Linked DNA regions of Homo sapiens: region 1 is linked to region 2. Evidence: chromatin loops called from intact Hi-C (ENCODE). Cell type or tissue: PC-9. All regions are shown on one strand.

Evidence for each region. Peaks named below come from ENCODE experiments on the same cell type or tissue, not always from the same donor. Only the 100,000 strongest peaks of a DNase experiment are listed, where the experiment ranks them.
Region 1: it touches region 2 in a loop (12-fold over the local background); 22 of 110 quality-filtered maps call a loop at or near these places.

What each region holds. Positions count from the first base shown.
Region 1 is chr2:121,318,606-121,326,605 of GRCh38, reverse strand. No RefSeq gene overlaps it. Among named protein-coding and RNA genes, the nearest start is that of TFCP2L1, 37 kb to the right of the region's middle. In PC-9, CTCF peaks have their summits at 3,346 and 3,546 (motif pointing right); no DNase peak of the experiment used is centred here.
Region 2 is chr2:121,090,731-121,098,730 of GRCh38, reverse strand. No RefSeq gene overlaps it. Among named protein-coding and RNA genes, the nearest start is that of TFCP2L1, 190 kb to the left of the region's middle. In PC-9, CTCF peaks have their summits at 3,056 and 3,260 (motif pointing left); DNase peaks (open chromatin) are centred at 3,270 and 6,420.

The sequences.
Region 1 (8,000 bases), 230 kb before region 2:
CTGCTTGAGTCCAGGAGGTTGAGACTGCAGTGACCCATGATTGTGCCACTGCACTCCAGCTTGGGTGACAAAGTGAGACCCTGTCTGGGGAAAAAAAAAAAAAAAGAAAAGGCCTCCAGGAGTGGATTTTTGCTCTTGCCCTTCTGGCTTGGACCGTGGGATGATGCAGCATGAAAGCCCTCACAAGATGCTGACACCATGCTCTTGAACTGCCCAGGCTCCGGAACTGTTTGCCAAATACATTTCTGTTTATTGTAAATTGCCCAGTCTGTGCTATTTTGTTATAGAAACATAAAATGGACGAAGACACACATGCATTAAGGAAAGGTTATGTGAGGACACAGAAGAAGAGAATCATCCACAAGGCTAGGAGAGAGGCCTCAGAGGAAACCAACCTTGCTGACACCTTGATCTTAAACCTCTAGCTTCTAGAACTCTGAGAAAATAAATTTCCGTTTTTTAAGTCACTCAGTCTGTGGCATTTGATATGGCAACCCTAGTAAACTAACACAACCCCAACAGATGATATGGTTTGGCTCTGTGTCCCCACCCAAATTTCATTTTGAATTGTAATCCCCACGTGTCGAGGGAGGGAGGTGTTTGAATCATGGGGGCAGTTTCCCCCATGCTGTCCTCGTAATAGTGAGTGAATTTCACGAGATCTGATGGTTTTCTGTTTTTGTTTTTGTTTTTTTTGAGACGGAGTTTCACTCTTGTTGCCCAGGCTGGAGTGCAGAGGTGTGATCTCGGCTCATTGCAACCTCCGCCTCCTGGGTTCAAGCGATTCTCCTGCCTCAGCCTCCCGAGTAGCTGGGATTACAGGCATGTGCCACCACACCAGGCTAATTTTGTATTTTTAGTAAAGACGGGGTTTCACCATGTTGGTCATGGAGTCCCGACCTCAGGTCTCAAACTCCCAACCTCAGGTGATCCGCGCGCCTCGGGCTCCCAAAGTGCTGGGATTACAGGCATGAGCCGCCATGCCCACCCAAGATCTGATGGTTTTATAAGCATCTGCCATTTCCCCTGCTTACACTTTCCTCTCCTGCCACCACATGAAGAAGGTCCTTGCTCCCCCTTCACCTTCCGCCATGATTGTAAGTTTCCTGAGGCCTTCCCAGCCATATGGAACTGTGAGTTGATCAAAGCTCTTTCCTTTATAAATTACCCAGCCTTAGGTAGCGTCTTTATAGCAGTTTGAGAACAGACTAATACAACAGGGTTCTTAAGGTCAGGCCATTCTGGGCCAGAAACGAGAGGATTAGCACCTGGAGTGGCCACAGGACATTTTTCTCACCACCAACATACCACAGCTTTATCAAGGGAGCTCAGCACTGAATTAATTCCCAAGAAGAATAAAAAGGAATAGGAGGCATAAATCTTGCTCTCAAAGAGTTTACAGTGTTATTGAGGAAAGAGATGGCATTTACTGAAATAGTTGCTGTGTTCCCACCAAAAGGAAATGAAAGTCCAGTTCCTAAAGGAGAACTCTCCTGTTTTGAAGGGTCTGACCTCACTGTAGAGCCCAAGTATGCCCCATTGCACGCACAAACACACAAAAGTTTCATTTTTTAAAACTAAACTATCGAAATGGTAATCAATGCTTATGACGTATTAAGAGACAAAAGCCATTTGCAAAAGTATATATATAATATAAACCCAATTTTATTTTTTTGACACAGGGTCTTGCTCTGTTGCCCAGGCTGGAGTGCAGTGGTGCAACCTTGACTCACTGCAGCCTCCGCCTCCCAGACTCAAGTAATCCTCCCACTTCAGCCTCCGGAATAACTAGGACTACAGGCAGGTGTCACCATAACCGACTAATCTTTGTATTTTTAGTGGAGACGGGGTTTCACTACGTTGCCCAGGCTGGTCTTGAACTCCTGGGCTCAAGCAATCTGCCCACCTCAACCTCGCAAAATCCTGGGATTACAGGTGTGAGCCACTGCACCCAGCTCCCCCAATTTTATTTTATATATGTGCATATATGAAAGAAAATATATAAACATGTTTCTGTGCATTCTGTAATCATTTCTATTGCTGCATAAAAATTTACCATAAAATTAGCAGCTCAAAAAACACAAATGTATGATTTCATAGTTTCCATAGTCAGGAGTCCAATCTTGGGTTCTCTGACTGACTCCTCTGCTCAAAGTCTTCTAAGACTGAAATCAAGATGTTTACTGAGGCTGGGCGTGGTGGCTCACACCTGTAATCCTAGCACTTTGGGAGGCCAAGGCATGAGGATCACCTGAGGTCAGGAGTTCGAGACCAGCCTGGCCAACATGGTGAAACACTGTCTCTACTAAAAATACAAAAATTAGCTGGGCATGGTGGTGGGTGCCTATAATCCCAGGTACTTGGGAGGCTGAGGCAGGAGAATCGCTTGAACCCAAGGGACAGGGGTTGCAGTGAGCCGAGATTGCGCCACTGCACTCCAGCCTGGGTGAAAGAGTGAAACTCTGTCAAAAAAAAAAAAGAAAGAAGGAAAGAAAGAAAGAAAGAAAGAAGGTAAGTTGGCTGAGCTGAGTTCCTTTCTGGAGCTTAGGGTCCTCTTGCAGGCTCACGTGGTTGTTAGCAGAACTCAGTTCTTTGTGGTTGTAGAACTAACGTCCCTGGATTCTTGCCAGCCATCAGCCAGGAGATGCCCTTACCTCCTAGGGGCGGCCTTTCCTGCCACTCTCTTCTGCCTTGTGGCCCTCTCCACACGTGGTAGTTTGCCTCCTCCTCTTGGTCCATGCCGGCTGCTATAATATCATAGAGTACCATAACCTGGGGGCTTGTCAACAACAGGAATTGATTTCTCACCGTTCTGGAGCCTGGAAGTACAAGATCACAGCGCCAGCAGATTCGGTGTCTGATGAGGGCCTGTTCCTTAAGGACAGTGCCTTCTCCCTGTGTTCTCCTTGGTGGGAGGGGTGAGAGCTCTTTCTTGGGCTTCTTCTAAGGGCACCAGTCCCATTCACGAGGCTTCCACTGTCATGACCTCATCACCTCCACAAAGCCCCACCTCCAGATACCATTACCTCAGGGGTAAGGATTTCAACACAGGAATTTTGGGAGACACAGTCAGACCACAGCACTCTTTAAGGCCAACAGAAAAGCATCTGCTGCAGCTTCATCTCTCTCTGACTTCATCCCTGACCTCTAGACCCGGAGGTAAAGGGCTCATGTGATCAGGTCAGGCCTGCCCACAGGCAAGGGAAGGACATTCTACAGCCATCTGGCCAGTGGGGCAAGAATCATGGGACCCACATTGAATTCTGCCTATTTACCCTGAGTAGAATTAGGGAGTGATCTAACCTAAGTTATTATTTTACATTTTTTTAACTTAGTTGCTAACTTGTATTTTTAGTAGAGACGGGGTTTCACCATGTTAGCCAGGCTGGTCTCGAACTCCTGACCTCAGGTGATCTGCCAACCGGGGCCTCCCAAAGTGCTGGGATTACAGGTGTGAGCCACCGCACCCGGCCTCACTTGCAGAATTAATCCCTACTTCAATAAGAAAAAAATCACTGCCCCTTGATAACGGAGGGGACCCAGTACAATCAACCCCCAGCAGGTGGCAGACTGGTCCCCCAGGGTATGATGCCATTTTGAAGGCTTAGGGTTGATTTCTGCAGTAGGTCGCTTGGGCACTCTGTAGTGGCCATAGCTAAATTGGCTCTGGAATGGTCAATTCCATGCTGTTGAACCAATATATAACCTCCATCCCCTGCCACTGTTCCACTCTGTCGATGAGTAAGTACTGGTTAGGGAAAGAGATTATTTAAAACCTCCTCTGCAATGGGCACCCTTTGGGGAACATTCACAAAAGACACAAATATCCTCACATTGTGGGTTCATTCTATTTCTTTCTTTAACCCTCTTGTTACCAGTCTTTGCCCGTCTTGCTTTTTCCAAATTCCTGACCACTGACCGTTAGCTACCACACACAAATTAGAGAGGTCCACACCTCATATCGTCTCTCCTGGACAAGAGGATCATACGTGATGTAATCCTTGAGGTTCTGGGCTTTGGGGAGGATTTCCCGTCTCCACTGTCCTCAGAGTCCCACTGAGTAGGGCTGAGCTCCGCAGAAGTTCATCTTCTTTCTTTTTTTTTTTTTTTTTTGAGACAGAGTCTGTCTCTGTCACTCAGGCTGGAGTGCAGTGGTGCTATCTCTGCTCACTGCAACCTCTGCCTCCTGGGTTCAAGTGATTCTCCTGTCTCAGCCTCCCAAGTAGCTGGGATTACAGGCACGTGCCACCACATCCGGCTAATTTTTGTATTTTTAGTAGAGATGGGGTTTCACCATGTTAGCCAGGCTGATCTCAAACTCCAGACCTCAAGTGATGTGCCCACCTCGGCCTCCCAAAGTACTGGGATTACAAGCATGAGCCACTGAGCTCGGCACTTTCTTTCTTTCTTTTTTTTGAGACAGGGTCTCATTCTGGTTGCCCAGGGTATGGAGTGCAGTGGCATGATCTCGGCTCACTGCAGCCTTGACCTCCTGGGCTCAGGTGATTCTCCCACCTCAACCTACCAAGTAGCTGGGATTACAAGTGTGTGCCACTATGCCCAGCTATTTCTTTTTGTATTTGTAGTAGAGTCATGCCCAGGCTGGTCTCAGACTCCTGGACTCATGTAATCAATCCACCTGCCTCAGCCTCCCAGAGTGCTGGGATTACAGACGTGAGCCACTGCGCCCGGCCCAGAAATCCATCTTCTGCTGGTGCCAGCATATTGTTCAGAGCCATCAGACACCAGACTTCCTTGCTTTCCTCCCCTGTCAACTGCTCGTGGGGTGTTTGTGGGGAGGAAGGGTGACAGGAGTAGGCATACTGGGTGGGTGACAACCTGCTCGTGCAACTTGCTTGTGCCTGCAGGACTTGCACGAGCCTGCTCCCATCCATTCGAGGGTGGGGTGCTGCTGGCATACAAGACTCCATGGCTTGGCAGATCAGACGACATTCAGTGCACGTTGGGCTGTTCAGTTCCATGTTCACAGTAATCTAGTATCTCATGGATATTCACTCTCAACCACAATGAAAGCTGTTTCTCGGGAGACTGGTTACTCACAAAAGAGGGTATGGCTGGCCAGGCACGGTGGCTCATGCCTGTAATCTCAGCACTTTGGGAGACTGAGGCAGGTGGATCATGAGGTCAGGAGTTCAAGACCATCCTGGCTAACATGGTGAAACCCCATCTCTACTAAAGATACAAAAAATTAGCTGGGCGTGGTGGCACACACCTGCAGTCTCAGCTACTCGGGAGGCTGAGGCAGGAGAATCGCTTGAACCAGGAGGTGGAGGTTGCAATGAGCCAAGATCGTGCCATTGCACTCCAGCCTGGGTGACACAGTGAGACTCCATATCAAAAAAAAAAAAAAAAGAAGAAGAAGAGGGTATGGCTTTGCTCCAAAGCCACCACAGACACATTGAGCACCACGGGATGCATTGAGGTATAAGCGCATCCTGTAAGATGTCTGAGTGGACAATGAGGTGGCACAGTTCTCTATGTCGTGGCCCAGAACCAGAGAGGTGACATCGTTCCAAGGCAAGGTACCAAAGGAGTGTTTAGTTCCTTGTCAGGTACCAGTAAACTTCTGGATCTTTTTGGGGTCATAAAAATGTTCCAAAGAAAGCATAGTGATAGTTGCACAACTTTGAGAATACACTGAAAATCACTGAATTGTATACTTTAAAAGGGTAACGAGTATGGTATATAAATTATGTATCAATTTAAAAGAAAACTCCTAGCCAGGTGCAGAGGCTCGCACCTGTAATCCCAGCATTTTGGGAGGCCGAGGCAGGTGAATAGCTTGAGTCCAGGAGTTTGAGACCGGCCTGGGCAATATAGTGAAACCCCATCTCTACAAAAAAATACAAAAATTAGCTGGGTGTGGTGGTGCATGTCTGTAATCTCAGCTACTTGGGAGAATGAGGTGGGAGGATTGATTGAGCCTGGGAGGTAGAGGCTGCTGTGAGCCGTGATAGTGCCACTGCACTCCAATCTGGATGACAGAGCAAGACCCTGTCTCAAAAAATAAAAATAAAATTCCTAGTGTTTCCTGTTTCTATTCAGATCAATAGCTGAATGCCAGGTACCAGGGTCTATGATTTGTATCAGTAAGGAGAGGGTCTATGGAAGAGCTGCATTTGAAGTCACCACCTTATTAAATTTCCCAGTACCCAAGGATCAGCTGTCTTGTCTACAGGCTAAATATGTGAAGTCCGCGAGGCCACAGTACGGATGACCTCTGCATCTTTGAAGTCTTTGATGGTGGTATTAATCTTTGAAATTCAAACAGGGATGTGGTGCAGCTTTTAATAAACTATTTTCATAGACAGGAGGAACCCAGAGGTCTCTGTTTAGCTCTTCCAACAGTAACAGCACTCTCTCCTGGGTCAAAGAGCCCCAGCCAAGATTCTGAAAGTTGTTAAGGCACAGCAGCCACAGGATGTGTTTACAGACCTACCGGTCACACAAGATGCCCCTGGGCCCAAAGTCCACCTATTATCACCTGATGCCCAAAACACCCATTTGACAAATGGACTGCAGTAACAATTCTTTTTTTCTTCCTAGGAATTTGCATGAGCTCAGATCGTGTCCAGACCAGGTGCAGTAGCTCACGCCACCTAGCACTTTGGGAGGCCAAGGTGGGAGAATGGCTGGCATCCAGGAGTTTGGGACCAGCCTGGGTAACAGAGAAAGACCCTATCTCTACACAAATAAAAAATAAGCAATTAGCCAGGGGTAGTGGTGTGCAAGAGGCTGAGGTGAGAGGACTGCTTGATCCCAGGAGGTGGAGGCTGCAGTGAGCCATGATCACACCACTGCCCTCCAGGCTGGGTGACAGAGTAATAAGACCCTGTCTCAAAACAAAAACAAACAAAATAATTTTTAAAAAAGATTGTGTCCAGTGCACAGTTACTCTGGTAAACATCCACATGCACCTTTAGGGAAGGCCCAGGTGACGACTGAGAGTCCATCCTCGTGATGATAGCATGGGGTTTTTCTCAAGACTTCCAGCCTCCCCTGCACTCCTGGGAACCCAGGCTGGAGACTGAGCTCTGGGAATTGGGTGAGGGGCAGGGACTCTGTATTGTGCCTTCTCAGGTCACATACATATCCGTCCTCAACACCTGGAGCTTTTTGGTTGCATAAATCAAGTAGGAGCTTAGCTGGGCTGCCACATCTCATTCAGTCCCAGAGACCCCAGGCTCAGACAATGTCACCAGAAGTCTCATGGACTTGCCTCTGGAGGAGCTGCTACATGGCCTCTGCCACCCATGATCCCTCCCTCCCTGCCAAACACAGGGCCCCTTTCAGGCAGTGTTGTCCATGTCACCACAGGCTTTTTTTTTCTTTTCTTTGTTCTTCTTTTTTTTTTTTCGAGAGGGTCTCATTCTGTCACCCAGGCTGTAGTGCACTGGTGCAAACATGGCTCATTGCAGCTTCAACCTCCCAGATTCAAGGGATCCTCCCACCTCAGACTCCGGAGTAGCTAGAATTACAGGCACACACCACCACGCCCACCTAGTTATTTTATTTATTGTAGAGATGGGGTCTCACTGTGTTGCCCGGGCTGGTCTCGAACTCCTGGGCTCAATCAATCCTCCTGCCTCAGCCTCCCAAAGTGTTGGAATTACGGGCATGAGCCACCATGCTCAGCCTCAATATGTTTTTGAAATAGATCCTGCAGATTTTGCTGATGGATTGAATATAGAGCGAGAGAAAAAAAAGAGCTGAGGTTGATTCCAACATTTTTGGCCTGAGATCTTAAAAGGCTGGATTAGGCAATTATACTTGATCCTTGAACAACACGGTTTCAAGCTGCATGGGAACAGCTACGCGTGGATTTTCTTCCACCTCTGCCAAACCCTCCTCTTCCTCCTCCTGAGCCTATTCAACATGAAGATGACAAGGATGAAAACCTTTATGATGATCCACTTCCACAGACTGAATAATAAATATATTTCCTCCTTCTTGTGATTTTCTTAATAACATTTTCTTTT
Region 2 (8,000 bases):
AGGAAATCCAAGGGCAGCTCCATCAACATGCCCCTAGTGCACCCCTGGGCAAGGTTGGGACCGAGGCTGTGTGCTGGGTCTGAGGTCTTAGGAAGCCCTGTCTTCCTTATGTCTCTCTTCAGGGCACTTTGGGTCTCAGGTGGGTGAAAAATGAGTTTCAGGTGAAAGAAGTTCTCTGGGCAAACCACTTAATTCCCAGACACAGGGTGTCATGTGGATGCAGTGACCATCTCCATTTTACAGATGGGGAAATGGAGGTTCAGAGAGGAGAAGGACTTGCTTGAAGTCACACAGGGAGAAGGGTGTGAGCTAGGGGGACCTGTGGCTTCTAAGCGGCTGCTATTGTTGCTGCCTCCCAGTGTTCACATACTCGGCAGGGACGATAACGAGAGCAACTTTTTCCAACCAAGTCACCATATGAGTTTCCGGTTGTTGATTTGACACATCACCACCAACTCACTAGCTTTAAACCACACACATTTATTATCGTACAGTTCTTTGGGTCAGAAGTCTGAATGGGATGAAATCAAGGTGTTACTGGAAAAAGGGGTCTCCATCCAGACCCCAAGAGAGGGTTCCTGGATTTTGTGCAGGAAAGGAATTCAAGGTGAGTGGAAAAGTGCAGGGAAAGAAGCAAGTTTATTAGAAACTGCTCCATTACAAAGTAGAGTGCCCTCAGGAAGCAAGCAGAGGCACGCACCATCTTTGCTTTAAGTTTTTCTTATATAGGGATCTTGTCTCTGTAAAGACTAAACCAAAGCTGTGCCTAACTGCCAGTGGGCTGACAGCATGACGTTTATTACTCTACTGATTTAAAGGAAGCTATCCTTGACATGTTCCTACATCAGCACATGAGAGCATAATTATAATTATTTTGAAAACCTATACTGTTAAGGGTATTGGGACATCTGGACTTTCTGTTGTTGGAGGAGTGTGTCCTTACAGGCATTACCAAACTGCTTCCTTAAATGTAAACATCTTAGGACCATGGGTAGTGGCTGGCAAGGAATGTGCCTTGCTAGTTTTAACATGGAGTTGATTTTATTTATATGTATTTATTTTTGAGACAGGGTCTCACTCTGTCGCCCCAACTGGAGAGCAGTGGCGCAATCTCGGCTCACTGCAACCTCCATCTCCCAGGCTCAAGCGATTTTCCCGCCTCAGCCTCCAGAGTAGCTGGGATTACAGGCGCACGCCACCACCACCCGACTAATTTTTGTACTTTTAGTAGGGAGGGAGTTTCACCATGTTGACCAGGCTGGTCTTGAACTCCTGACCTCAAATGATCCACCCACCCCAGCCTCCCAAAGTGCTGGGATTACAGGCGTGAGCCACTGCACCCAGCCAAGATGGAGTTGATTTTAAAATGGTGGCACTCTGGCTCTCCTATGCTTCTGCTTCCCTAACAAAGGTGTTGGCAGAGCTGGTTCCTCCTGAAGGCTCTGGGGGACAATGCATTTCCTTGGCTCTGGCTGTGCCGGCTTCTAGGGGGCAAGAAAGGCCATATCCCTTGGCTCACAGCTCCTTCCTCCATCTTCAAATCCAGCAGCGTGATGTCCTCAACTCCTTCTCTGACCCTCCTGCCTCCCTCTTATAAGGACTCTTGTGATTAGATTGGGCCCACTTGAACAATCCAGGATAACCCCCCCATCCCCAGGTCCTTAATCTAATCACACCTGCAAAGTCCCTTTTGCCCTGCAAAGTAACATATGCCAGGACCTAGGGATTCTGACAGGGATAGCTTTGGGGGCCATTATTCTTCCTACCACAATCACCCTGTGGGTTAGGAAAAAAGGCCTCAGGCAAGCAACCTGACCATAGGGCCCATCAGAGTCCTTGGAGCTTGGCAAGCTTGGTCTCTCAGGTCGTGGGAAGAGGCAGGGAGAGAGCGTGCCCGTTCAGGCAGGGGCTGTGGGACTGAGACTGGCTCGTTGTCCACCAAGACCTACCTCCTTCCTTCCTGGGCTGGCTCTGAGTCTCCATTGGCAGCCTCTGGTTAGGTTATGTGGAAATAAAATCCTCACGGCTCTAGGCTCCCTCTCTTCCTTCATCTTCTAGGTGGACATGGCCCCAAACTGACCTAAGTGTAAGAGTCATGTAGGGTGCTTGCCAGACACTGGTTCCCAGCTCTCCCCTGGAATGAGAATGTGAATGTTAACAAGCGCCCAGAGATCCCCGTGAGCTGAGAGTTTGGCAGACACTGCGGTAGATCACAGTGTTGCCGCATCATTCCTTGCAGCAGGGTGGGCATGGGGAATCCATAGGAAGGCAATGTGGGGGAGCACGTCCCTCACCCCTGCGATGGAGTCAGAGGGTTGCATGTGCAGTCCGTGGGCTTGGCCTCTGTGGGCTTCCTGAATCGATGGAGTCCCATTCCTGCAGAAATAGAAAGTGTCTGCTTGCCTGTATCTGATGGAAGTATCTTCTTTGAGCAGCTCACTTTTCTCCCTCGCCCAAGAGGGTTACCTGGGCCAGATGAAGGCAAGGGAAGGGGCATTGAGTCAGGGCGCTGTTGCGTGTGTTGGTACAGAGCCAGGCTACCCATTGCCCTGCAGCACCCTGGAAGCATTAACAAGCCCCCCAAATAGGAAGGGATGAGAGGACTTCAAATAGGATGGGAGGACTCTGGAATGGGATGCATGCAGCCTTGCCCCTCTGAATTTCAAGCTCACCTCTGCAGAGTACAGTGGCTGGGGATCAGCCCCCCGGGAGTGCTCACAGCCATTCAACAGGTCTGAGAAGCAAGGCTTAGAGAGTGAAGGGCTCTGTCACCCGGCCTCAGACTGGTTCCCCAGGCTGAGCTGGACCCACGCCACCTCTCCACTCAATGAGCATGCCACTGTGCCCAGACAGAGCTCAGGGGCTACACCTGCACTCCAGGGTCTCTGACACATGAAGCTGTCTGCCCCCTCCAGCCCCCGCATCGAGCATTGACCTTCACGGGGGGCAGCCCCAGGAAGGTTAGGGACACTTCCAGACGTCTCATTTCATCCTCAAATGTCCCCTCACCCTTAGTCAGGCAGGACAAGCCTTGAAGGTGCCCCATCTTCCAGGCAGCCCTCCCAGTCCAGCAGCCTGGCTTCTGGGGCCACCACCAGGGTCGGACTTACAAAGGCTTGGGCAGTGCATCCCACATCCCACTGTCCCTGCTGTCTGCAGCCTGCCTCTCCACACTGAGCACTGAGGCTACCAGAAAAAGAAGCCATTTGAACTCCAGGAGCTCCTGGGAAATCCAGCAGAGATGCGCATTTTCGTCCGTGCACTGCCGCCTGCTGGCCAGCAGGTGTTGAATTGTGGAGAGGCTGGAGGGAGGACGGACGGTCGAGGCTGTGGAAGGTTCACCTTCCAGCTCCGCCTCTCCTACGCTCGGGACTAGGGCCCAGTCCCTGGGGGTGTGACTGACCTACCACATTTCCCCTCTGCTCCTCCTGTCAAATCCATCTCGCATGCTGTGACTTTGTTTTTGAAAAGACTGTTAAAATAACTCACATGGAGGTGTTGTGACTGATGATGACTTTAATTTTATCCTTTACCCAGCCCCTCTGAGAAAAAAACAATTTGGAATCTAATTAGGATGATGTTTACCTCCAGATAAATGACTCTGTAATTGTGGAGTTTCAGGCTGTGCACTGAAACTGTGTTTTGGACAGGCAGGGCTCTTCCTAAGCATCCCGGGATCTCTGACTTGCCCTGAGTATAGAGGTGAGTCAGTGGGGCACATATCGTACCTGTCACCGCAGGATGTCATAACAGAATAGAATATTAGAGTTGGCAGTGGCCTTAGAGATCCAGCTATTGCACAGATGAATCCAAGAGGGGGAAAGGCTTTGCCCACAGGGAACAAACTGGAAACAGAATCTCTTCCCAAAAGGCTTAGGGTGAGGAAAATTCCTGGCTGATGGACGTTCTGAGAATTTTTTTTTTTTTTTTAGACGGAGTCTTGCTCTGTCGCCCAGGCTGGAGTGCAGTGGTGCGATCTCGGCTCACTGCAACCTCTACCTCCCGGGTTCAAGCGATTCTCCTGTCTCAGCCTCCTGAGTAGCTGAGATTATAGGCACGCGCCACCACCCCCTGCTTATTTTTGTATTTTTAGTAGAGACGGGGTTTCACCATGTTGGTCAGGCTTGTCTCAAACTCCTGACCTCGTGATCCGCCCAACTTGGCCTCTGAAAGTGCTGAGATTACAGGTGTGAGCCACTGTGCCTGGCCCATTCTGAGAATTTTAAGGGGAAGCATGATATTGAAATCCCAGAGAACAGCCTTGTGCCCCCCACCCCAACCCCATTATCCCCTATTCCCTCTCAAGGATACGGGCTGGGCAGAGGGAGGCATCATTTGGGCAGAGGGAGCACTCTTGCCTCCTCCAGCTCAGTGTCTGTTCTTCCATCCATATCTGCCTGCGGGACATGATCCAGCTCACGGCTCTTCTCCAGAAGGGCAGGAGAGGAATTCTGACTCATTTCCCATCTCTTTATCTTTCTGAGCTACATTTATGGATGATTCTCTCAACTTTTTTTTTTCAATTTATGAATTCCTTTGCAAATGTGCCTAATCTGATGTTTATGCCATTTTTTACTTTAAAAAAGTTTAATAATTATATATTTCATTTTGAGATGTATTTGGTGTCAAATCTGTTAGGTCATCTTGGATACTTTTATGTTCCCTGCATGTGTGTTTAATTTCCCCTTTTACTCCCATAAACATTGAAAACATGACTTTGAATCCTGTTCCTGATAATCCCATAATGTGACATCTTTGGTGGTCTAATTCTGACATCTGCTGCTCCTGCTGACACTTGCTCATGATGGATTGTTTCTCTTGTGCAGGCTCAATTTTTATGGTGAACTCATGTTTTGCAGATCTCAGTCTGTGGGAATCCTGACAGGCCTAGGCTGAGGGTTAGTCCTCTGGAGAGATCTGTCAGGAGGCCTGGAGTGCTTGTTTCCATCTTGGAAACATATTAAAATATTTCTCAGCTTGGATATTCTTCAGGGAGTGTAAATCCAGACCCGAAATCCACGTGAGGATGGCCTTTACATTTTCAGGGGGAAGGAAGAGTGAAATATCTCTCTTCTTTTTCCTCTTCCTTCTCTTCCCCCTTCTCCTCCTCCTCCTCCTTCTCTCTTTCTCTTTTTTTAACCCAAAGCTGAAGCCAGGATAGACACACTTTCTTGTTAGCTTCTTTTTCTATGTCACCTTTTTACCAAGAGTTAGCTCTTCAAGGATTCTAGCTTTTCCAAGAGTCTAAGTCCTGACACTCCATCTTGCCTGCATGGGCCCAGGGCCCTGCCTTCTCTCTTTTGTATGGCTGTTAAAACCAGTGACTATAGGTTTCAGATATTTCCAGGTGCTTCTAGGGCAGCCCACAGCATCAGGGGTCATTTCTCATTCTGGTTTCAGCCTCTTCTTCGGTTTTGGCCTTTGTGAGTTTCCTTACTTTCTTATACAATCAGGTAGTCATTTAAAAGATGTTTGTTTAGTTTCAATCAACAGGTCTAGGTATTTGTAGTGGAGTTTATTTTTTCCCCAGAACATCTAGCCTAGAAGTGGAAGTCCTAATTTTATATTTAAATATTCAGATGTTTGCCACATGTGAAGAGTTTAACCAACTGTGAAGTTGGAGGGAACACAGCCCACACAGAAAACCGTGCTCACTTCCAACACCAATTACAAGTTTTAGGGGTTCCCAAGACCACCTCTTCTGATACCAATTGCAAAGTTGGAAAGACTAGTTCCCCCAACCACTCTCAGTTTTGATAACTTGCTAGAAAGACTCACAGAGCTAACTGGAAGCTGTTAGACTCATCCTTTTTTTTTTTTTTTTTGAGATGGAGTCTCGCTCTGTCACCCAGGCTAGAGTGCAGTGGTGCGATCTCGGCTCACTGTAACCTCTCTGCCTCCTGGGTTCAAGTGATTCTTCTGCCTCAGCCTCCCAAGTAGCTGGGACTACAGGTGCATGCCACCACACCCAGCTAATTTTTGTATTTTTAGTAGAGACAGGGTTTCACCATATTGGCCAGGCTGGTCTCGAACTCCTGACCTCACGATCCACCCACCTCAGCTTCCCAAAGTGCTGGGATTACAGGTGTGAGCCGCCACACCCAGCAAGACTCATCTTATACTTCTGGGTGCAGATGAGCATCAGCCAAGGGAGGATGCCCACAGGGGGTGTCTGGGGACTACCCCATGCACAGCTGCTGTGGTCCTCCCTGTTGGGTCAGCCTCCTGTTCCCAGCATCCATGTGTAGCAGAACATAGGAGTGCTGGCAACCAGGGAGGCTCACATGAGCCTCAGTGTCCAGAGTTTTTCTTGGGCCTCATTGAGTAAGCATGGCAGATGGTGCACAGGCTGGTCTCCATCTCTAGCCTGCAGCCCCTCTGGGAGTGACTCAAAGCCACCACCTTACATTGTTGGACTTTCCGGTTTGACCAGTCCCTACCCGCAATCACATTGTTAGCTATTCAATGTGACCCACAGCAAACAAAGACACTCCTATCAGGCCTGATAGTCTTAGAGCTTAGGGATTCCCTCCCACAAGCTGAAAGCAAAAGCCAGACCTCTTTTTGGACAAGGTGAAATTATTTACTACATATCACAGGAGTTTTTTTGCTTTTTTTATTTGGTTGGCTTTTGTTTTGCTTTGTTTTGAGACAGAGTCTCTGTCACCAGGCTGGAGTGCAGTGGCTCACTACAGCCTTGACCTCCCTGGGCTTAATGGATCCTCTCACCTCAGCCTCCCTAGCAGCTGGGACTACAGGCGCACCACCATGCCCAGCTGATTTTTGCATTTTTGGTAGAGACGTGGTTTCGCCGTGTTGTCCAGGCTGGTCTCAAACTCCTAGGCTCAAGTGATCCACCTGTCTCAGCCTCCCAAAGTGGTGGGATTACATGTGTGAGTCACCACCAGACTATAGTATTTTGTCAAGCTTCTCTATTCTAGAGTTCTTCATTTTGATTCACTTCTTTGGTTAAATTAAAAAAAAAAAAAAAAGAGAAAGGGTATTCACTCTACCCCAGGCTGGAGTGCAGTGACACAATTATAGCTCACTGCAGCCTCGAGCTCTCAGGCTCAAGCCATCCTCCCACCTCAGCCTCTTGAGTAGCTGCCACCACAGGTGTGCATCCTATGATCAGCAGCCTTTTTTTTTTTTTTTTAAAGAGATGGGGTCTATGTTGTCCAGGCTGGTTTTCAACTCCTGGCCTCAAGCAGTCCTCCTGCCTCTGGCCTCCCAAGTACTGGGATTGCAGGCATGAGCCATTCCCCCAGCCCCTCTCTTCTTTTCCTTTCCTGAGCTCTTCTCGCTCACCTTCCCCCTCTTTGGGATGTAATCTTATATCTCTGCTCCAATCTCTTTCATATCTACTTTAAGCCTCCTCCCCTAAGGAGCCATGTTATCTTTCCTGGTTTTAAATATGAACTACTATGTATCTGATTTCTCCTTTACTCTGTTTCCCAGGGGTCACTGGGAGGTTCCTCTTCTGATGTGGTGTTTACTTGTCTTTTGCTCATCCTCCCGTCCTCTAGCTATGGTGCAGCTTTTTTGTTTGTTGCTTTGTTTTGTTTTGTTTTGAGACAGGGTCTCACTCTGTCACCCAGGCTGGAGTACAGTGGCACACTTGCAGCTCACTGCAGCCTCGACCTCCCAGGCTCAAGCGATCCTCCCACCTCAACCTCCCGAGTAGCTGGGACTACAGGCATGTGCCACCACACCCAGCTGATTTTTGTATATATATATTTTTGTAAAGACAGGGTCTTGTCATGTTGCCCAGGCTGGTGTTGAACTCCTGGGCTAGAGGGATCTGCCTGCCTCAGCCTCCCAAAGTACTGAGATTCCAGGCGTGAGCCACTGTGCCTGGCCTGGTGCAGCATTTTTGAATGGGAAGTGCTCTGGCCCTCTTCACCCTTGAGAACTTTGTAGACCCCATGCCATTGTTAGTGAGATTCCTCCACCTGGACTTGCCTACCCCGACTTTGAGGCTGGTCATGGAGGATTAACGG